2 separate regions of the Mus musculus genome follow, and region 2 is linked to region 1. The links are chromatin contacts, found by Hi-C or POLR2A ChIA-PET in ENCODE. All regions are on one chromosome and are shown on one strand. Each heading gives the region's core, a stretch centred on a gene start or an enhancer-like site at or near the end of the contact. The rest is flanking DNA. Distances are from core to core; before and after follow the strand shown. Region 1 holds the start of Bbs4 (Bardet-Biedl syndrome 4 (human)). Region 2 holds the start of Pkm (pyruvate kinase, muscle).

Region 1 (3,590 bases), core at 603-3,102:
GTATAAGCTGCCCCCGAGATGGACCCCAACATAAGAAAGATACCCGCCCCAATATAAGAAACTATTTGGAATAAAACTTCCATTCTGAGTAGTGGTCGAGTAAAGTTTATGTTCCCAAAACCTCCCTGGGAACTGACATCCTACTTGGCAGAAAGAGACATGTACACAGGTAACTGACATCCTGGTTGGCAAGTTAAGACATGAATATTAGACAAGTCCCATCCTGGTAGAGAAGTTAGGACATGAATATTAGACAAGGCAGGTTTCCTGCCACAGTTGAATACCCCAACCAATGGGAGCAGGGTAAATGCACAACAAAACATGTTCCTAAGGAAATCCTATCCCTAAATCCTGATTGGTGAAATAATTTGGCACAGATGTTTGTGGATTTGGGGCTTAAAAACCCTGTAAGATCTTAACTTGGGGTCATGGTTCAGTTCCCGAATCTGGACCATGGCCCTAGTTGACCAGTCCTGGGGCATCTGCTCAATAAACTATCCCTGTCTGACTGCGATCAGTGTTTGTGTGGTTTGTGAAGAGATTCCTAGACTCCAGGAGTATGCATGTATTATTTAGACATGAAAAAGAATAAGGTGTAATCTGTAGTACTGTGGAAAAATTATGCTAAGTAAAATATGCCTGGCAGAGAAAGCCAAAGCATGTTCTCACTCCTATGTGGAAACTAAAAAAGCTGATCTCAACGGGGTAGCACACACCTTTAATCCCAGGCAGCCTAGTCTACTCTCTAGTTCTAGGTCAGTTGGGGATACACAAATAAACCCTATCTTTACAAAAAGGAACAAACAAAGTTGATTTCATGGAAATAGAGAGTAGAACAAGAGGTCACCAAAAGTTAGGAAAGGGAAAAGATGGAGAGAAACATTCAATAATATTCAATAACAGGAGCCAAATACCAACAGACAGAAGCAAATGCTTATGTGGGGGCTACTGTTTGCAACAGTTTATATGCTGAGATGGAAATGGTAATGACCCTGACTTGACCATCACACACAGTACACTTTGTACCGACGTATCATCACACTGTACCTCATAAACATACAACTATAAGTCAATCCAAAAAAAAGGAGCTAGGAGTGATGACGCACTCCTGTAAATCCCAGAAGTCAGGGGATTAAAGGTGGCTAATCCGTAGCCAACATGAACTACAGGTGCAAATACCATGTACATACAAGACTGTCACAAACAAGCAAGGTCATGAGTGATGCAAAAAGCCAGTTACTTCTGGGTCAGCCTGAATTCACAGAGGCTGTTGTAGAATTAACTAACGATTTAAACCAGCTGAGTTCTGAAACAGGGCTTTTCCGAAATCTAATCGCAGCTGGGAAAACAAGCCAGTCGCAGTGAGAGGGCAGGGGCGCTGAATGGTTCCAGGCTTCATCCAATTAAATTACCAATCTATGGGATATCAAAAACTGCCTAATGAAGGTGCAGTAACCCCCACCTCACGCCCACCCTCAAATCCTAAGAGTAGGAAAAACACCATTTCCAAAAAACCTCTCTTCTCTGCCCAATCCCAAAACAGACGAAGCGCTGCACACAGGTCAGCATTCGCCAAACGCCCAGCCAGGCGGGGAGCTGGACCGCGCCGCCTCCCGGAGGGACTACTTGGCGTACGCCCCGGCCCCGCCACCCCAGCCCCGCTGGCCGCCCCGGCCTGGCCCCGCCTGGCCCGGCCCCGCCACGACGCTCCGCCCTGAGGCCGCCGCTAAGCCTCCGAGAATCTCCCCGCTTACCATCCCAAGCTTCACTTCAGCCATCTTGGCTCCGCCCACCGCTTCGCGACCGGAAGCCGACCGTTTCCCGGGCGACCAGCTGAGCAGGAAGTCAAAGCCAGGGAAGGAAGGAGGAACCTGAGCCCCTAAGGAGTTGTGAGTGGAAGGTCAGGCTGTGAGGTCAGTGAGTTCCAGGGTCTCAGCCACAGATGGATGGCTTAGCTCGGAAGGAATAGGTGAGGGGACTCGCAGCCAGAGCTTAGATAGCTCTGCACCGGGCTGGACGAATTTAGAGTGGAGCGTGTCAGTTAGATAGTAGACAACGAAGTTTATAACTTATGTTTCCAAGAGATTTGGTCTAAGCCTTACATTGGCAACAAAGTTTTTCAATGACATTTTGTGAGGAAAATATGCTTTCATCGCCAGTGGAAACAAATTGGTCAAGCTTCCAATAAGAGCAGCTTAGCCACAACTACCAAAATTAAAAATGCTTATAACCTTAACCCAACTGTTTCAATTATAGGAATTTATTCTATACATATAGACATAAGACATGGCTTTACATACAGAGGTATCCGATGTATCATTGTTTGGAATAACCAACACCCAAAAAAACAACCTAAATACCCAACAGTAGAAATCAAATAAATGATAAGTTCATATTGTGTGGCATCTGAAAAGAGACAACTATTTACATGGTAAGAGAATTGCCAAGGTATTCTATTATCAGATAAGGACAATGTGCAAGAAATGCATACAGTGTCTATGTTAATAAGAAGAAAGCAAAACTAAGAATATTATGTACATAATTCTTTATTAGAAAATATTTCAACTTGGGCGTGATGGTGCATGCCTTTAATCCCAGCACTCGGGAGGCAGAGGCAGGTGGATTTCTGAGTTCGAGGCCAGCCTGGTCTACAAAGTGAGTTCCAGGACAGTCAAGGCTATACAGAGAAACCCTGTCTCAAAAAAGAAAAAAAAGAAAGAAAATATTTCTAGGATATTTAAATACTAAAAGTGGTTCTCTCTAGGGAAGAGAACTGTATAGCAGGCAAGCAAAGAGCAGAGGTAGGCTGTTTAGAACTGTAATTTTACTCTACATGGACATACTTGTTTGTTTGTTTGTTTGTTTGTTTGTTTTCGAGACTGGGTTTCTCTGTGTAGCCCTGGCTGTCCTGGAACTCACACTGTAGACCAGGCTGGCCTCGAACTCAGAAATCCGCCTGCCAATGCCTGCTCTTTGGAAGGCAGAGGCAAATGGATCTTTGTGAGTCTGAGACCAGCCTGATCTACACAAAGTTCCAGGAAGGACAGTCAGGACTATGTAACAAGACCTTTTCTCAAAACGTTTAAAATAAAATAAAATGGATGCCAAAAAATGATAATCTAAGAGAGACTACTTTCCTTAGAAAAAAGAGATGGCACAAGAAATGGAAAACCAGGTAGGTGGAGGCACACACCAGCATTTGAGAGGCTGCAGACAGATCAGACTTTCATAAACAGTATTAGTAACATAGTGAGTTCCAGGTTAGCCTGCCTGGCTTCATAAAATCCTGTCGACAGACAGACAGACAGACATAGATAGATGAAATCCTGTTTCTGGATAGATGGGTGGATGGATGGGTGGACAGACAGAAGTAGAAGAGTAGAAAGAAGAGTCCAAGCACACTGGCTCATACGTGCAATCCAAGCACTCAGGAGGCTGAAAGCAATAGGGCTTCCAGGAATGTGGGCTACCGTGGGCTACATATGGGTTACAGATTAGGCTTGGCCACATGCTAAGACCTTATCTCCAAAACAAACAAGCTGATCACAGTGACACTAGTCTGTAATCCAAGCATTCAGGAGGCAGAGGCA
Region 2 (3,590 bases), core at 483-2,982, 300 kb after region 1:
CAATTCTCCAGTTTAATGGATATTCATGTCAGTCTGGGTCCATATCCAGATTGGCCTGGAGTTCTGCCTCAGTCCCTAAGTGTCAAGGTCACAGACTTAAGATCACCAAGCTTTGTATCTAGATTTGTGGTGATGGTAGAGTTCATTAATGCATGTGTGCGTGCATTCCTCTGTGTGTGTGTAAAAGAGGAGAGGAGAGAGAGGGAGGGAGAAAAAGAATGAATATGAATCTATAACCGAAACCCTGACCTGCGTGGGCCTAGATCTGTGTGGCTCAGACTGACTTTGGCCTCTTGAGCGTTGGAATTACAGGTGTGAGCTACTCTGCTTGACGCACAGTATGCACAGTGGACCTCAACATGAGTAGATAGATAACTGTCACCCTGTTGAACACTATGGTTCTTTTGTGTGTGTGTGTCCAAGGCACAAAGAGGTCATTTCTTCTACCCCCTTCTCTTGCAGAAAGGAATGATTTCCTCCACAGATATAACCTCCCCCTCCCCAACTTCATGTTCTTTCCACCATAATAACCAAGCATTTACTTCCCTAAACTAAGGGGACCAAGGGGACTTATAGAAGAAACTAAAAAACTTTATTTCACTACAAATTGCATTTATGTTACCCTTCCCTCTAATCAAAACTGACCGAAAATGGGATGAAGGCCTGTGATTCAACTACAAAGAAGTGTCTGCTTGAAATGGTCACACCCATCTTTTACCAAGAAAAACAAAAGAACAAAACAAAACCAAAAAAAATCCAAAACCTAAGGTACAGTCTTCCCATTTAGAATGTGGCAACATTGTATCTGCTTTCAAAACTCTGCGGAATGAAGACTAGTGTTAACAGTTGGGAAATTAGAAAATACTTTGTAGGGAAAAAATTGTTAATGCCTCCAATACTACAAATTTAAATACATACACGCCTGAGTCAAAAACCAGTGTTGACTCCTGCATAGATAATGGCTACACGTAGGTCCAGTTCTGCACTAATTACCTTGGATTGGTTTGCTGCGTCCAGGTCCAGGCATTTTAAAAGTGCAGGATTCGAGACTCAAAGTATTAACATGGGTCCAATCTAGCCCTCCTTATTAGGAGGTCGCGCTCACGTTCCAAAGAGAGACTTAAGTTCTTCCTACCCAGCCTCTAAGTCTGGAACCCTCTAGGAGGCAGCCCAGACCTTCCACCACTCTCTTGCTCCCATCACCCCAGCTTCCCGTTCCGCTCAGCCTCAGAGGGTGTACTGGGGCGGGCGCCGGGAGGGTGGAGAGTCTCCGGGCGGGGCTGGAGGAATGTCCGTGGACCTATAAATCTGGGCACCGCCCTGGTAGGCCAGGGCAGATGGGGAGACCTGGGCAAAAGGCCAAAAAGGGAACATTTTGTAGCCGATCTAAAGCAACAGGTGGCGGTGGCGCCCGGGAACCTAGGGGTGGTGGTGGCGGCGGCGGCGCTGGCCCGGTGGGCGGGCCTTGCTCCCTCACCACTTCCCCATTGGTCAACAGGATAACCCTTGAGCAAATTTGGTCTACGATGTCCTTCCGCCACGGAAGGTAGTCCTCCTCAAAAGGGCAACCTGCTTGTCCCGCCTACCCTGAGCTTCTCTCAGGAGGTGCGGGCGCCCCGTTGAGAGGCGGGGCGCCGCCGGCCGCAGCCCGGATTGGGCGAGGGGCGGGGCTGCGGAGGGATTGCGGCGGCCCGCAGCTGTGATAACCTTGAGGCCCAGTCGGCGCAGCCCCGCACAGCAGCGACTCGTCTTCACTTGACTGACGTCCGCTCTAGGTATCGCAGCAGGAACCGAAGTACGCCCGAGGTGAGCGGGGAGAACCTAAGCCATCTGTCCCCAGAGCCGATGCCCACTGGTGTGTAACGCAGGCCTGCCTGCCCACGCGGGACTCAGGCGCCAGGCATCGAGCATCCCACTCCGGGTTGGGGAGGAGCCACACTTGAGTCCAAGTCTTAATCCTCCAAATTGAGGGTGGCCGGCTAGCTCCTTTCCCACGGTCTCATTCTGCTCTCTCTTCCATCTCAATCTGGTTCCAGCCTCTTATCTTACTATTGCTATCCTCGCCACCCTGTTCTCGCCCTGCTCCGATGCTCGTCCTCCTACATCCACTACGACTTACGACCTTCCTCTTAGCTCTGTGCCCTCATAATTCGGTGCCCTCCTCTTAATCTCTACTTGAAATAATTCCCCTACTCACCCCACCCCCACCCCCCATTCAGCCTCCGCGTTCATCCTCCTTTCAGGTCAGCGTTCTCTTCCCGCGCCAGTGTTCGCAGCTCTTCGTCGCCCCTCCCCCCTCCGATCCGGTCACGTCCGCGCCGCAGCATCCTTTCAACCTCCATATCCTCGCCCCTCCCCCTCGCAGCTTTTCCCCTCCCCCCGCATTCTAGTCACGTCCGCGGACTCCTCGTGGTCCGGTGCATGGAGGTAGGATGCAGTCACTAGCGGTCCTTGGTAATGCAGCTACAAGTTACGTAACTTTTGTATTCCCGGTGGCCTGGCAAGAAAGGTTGGCCGCTATTGCTGCCTGTTTTGTGTGCCCGCAGATTTTTGGTGGTGGGCACGGGCCCTCATTGCTCTCGCGCTCCATCCTGCGGCGGAGGGGCGGCACGTACTGCGATGCGTCTGATTAATCGGTCATGCTGCTCCCACGTGCTGGCGAGGGGGAGGGTGGGCGATCAACCCATACCCGTTCCCGACAGAAACTGGAGCCCGACGCTACCAGAACACACATAGCCCACAGAGCTCGGTCTAATTAGGGAAGCAGATTTTGTCAAGTCAGTGCTATGAGGAAGATGGGGCTGCATGCACAAGGTGGCCGGCATACTGGTTTTGAAAAAGCCGGGCATCTTCTAGTCTGAAGGCTATAAAGACCCAGTAAATACCCAGTCATAGTAAGATAAGAGCTCGACCACTTTTTCCAAATCCAGGACACTGGTAGTTTGGAAAAAGTGAACCTTATAGTGAAAATCCAGTCGTGCATGGAGGCAGCTAGGTTTTGGAATCCGGTGTGATCTATTAATATTCTTAGGTTTGGCCTCTGGTCCTGTGTCACTCCAGGCTGCTAAATTACTGGTCTCCTTGTAAGTACGGGCCATCCTCGATGTAGTGACTAACCTCGGGTGAAATATCCAGAAGGGCATGCATTATATCCTTTTGGTCAATGAATGAAGTAGTTACCTTGAAGGCTACCAACTTGATTCTGTCTCCTTACTATTTTTATGCACATTAGGGGTAAGCTTGGGGAGGCAGGTAGGCTCTGAATACCCAGTATGCCCATGGAAACAAATTCTCTCTGGAATCCCGTCAGTGTTTACAAAGTAATTAATGTTACATTGCAGCTCTCCTGAGAAAGAGCTATCTAAAGGGAGAAATCTGTGCAGCCTTTGTCTTTGGCTGTGAGGGTAGAAACAAAGAAACAGGTACCCAGATAGAAGCCTTCCGGTCCTCTTTGTTCAAGTAAGCCTTTTATGCCTTCTGGCTTGTAGGAAGTTTGGTACTGTTGCCCCAACAGTGGGGTGGGGGGGCTCAGATCAAGACTCAAGGAAGCATTGTTAGCAAATAATTTGCCCTCTGATGGCCTGATTATG

What was found. Hi-C counts contacts between places; a loop is a spot of excess contacts on that map. ChIA-PET counts read pairs that join two places held with the same protein, here RNA polymerase II (POLR2A).
Region 2: POLR2A ChIA-PET joins it to region 1 with 10 read pairs in embryonic stem cell. The contact joins the promoter of Pkm here to the promoter of Bbs4 in region 1. A Hi-C loop is called at or near these places in 1 of 37 maps with a recorded cell type or tissue (v-Abl transformed pro-B cells). POLR2A ChIA-PET finds 5 or more read pairs at or near these places in 3 of 5 experiments (Patski and embryonic stem cell).

Annotation. Positions count from the first base shown.
Region 1 is chr9:59,351,656-59,355,245 of GRCm38, forward strand. Bbs4 (Bardet-Biedl syndrome 4 (human)) reads right to left here and starts at 1,853. Exons shown (of 16, transcript NM_175325.3): 1 at 1,755-1,853. The coding sequence starts at 1,778.
Region 2 is chr9:59,654,844-59,658,433 of GRCm38, forward strand. Pkm (pyruvate kinase, muscle) reads left to right here and starts at 1,733. Exons shown (of 11, transcript NM_011099.4): 1 at 1,733-1,806. Gm51708 (a long non-coding RNA gene) reads right to left here and starts at 1,063. Exons shown (of 4, transcript XR_003948336.1): 1 at 994-1,063.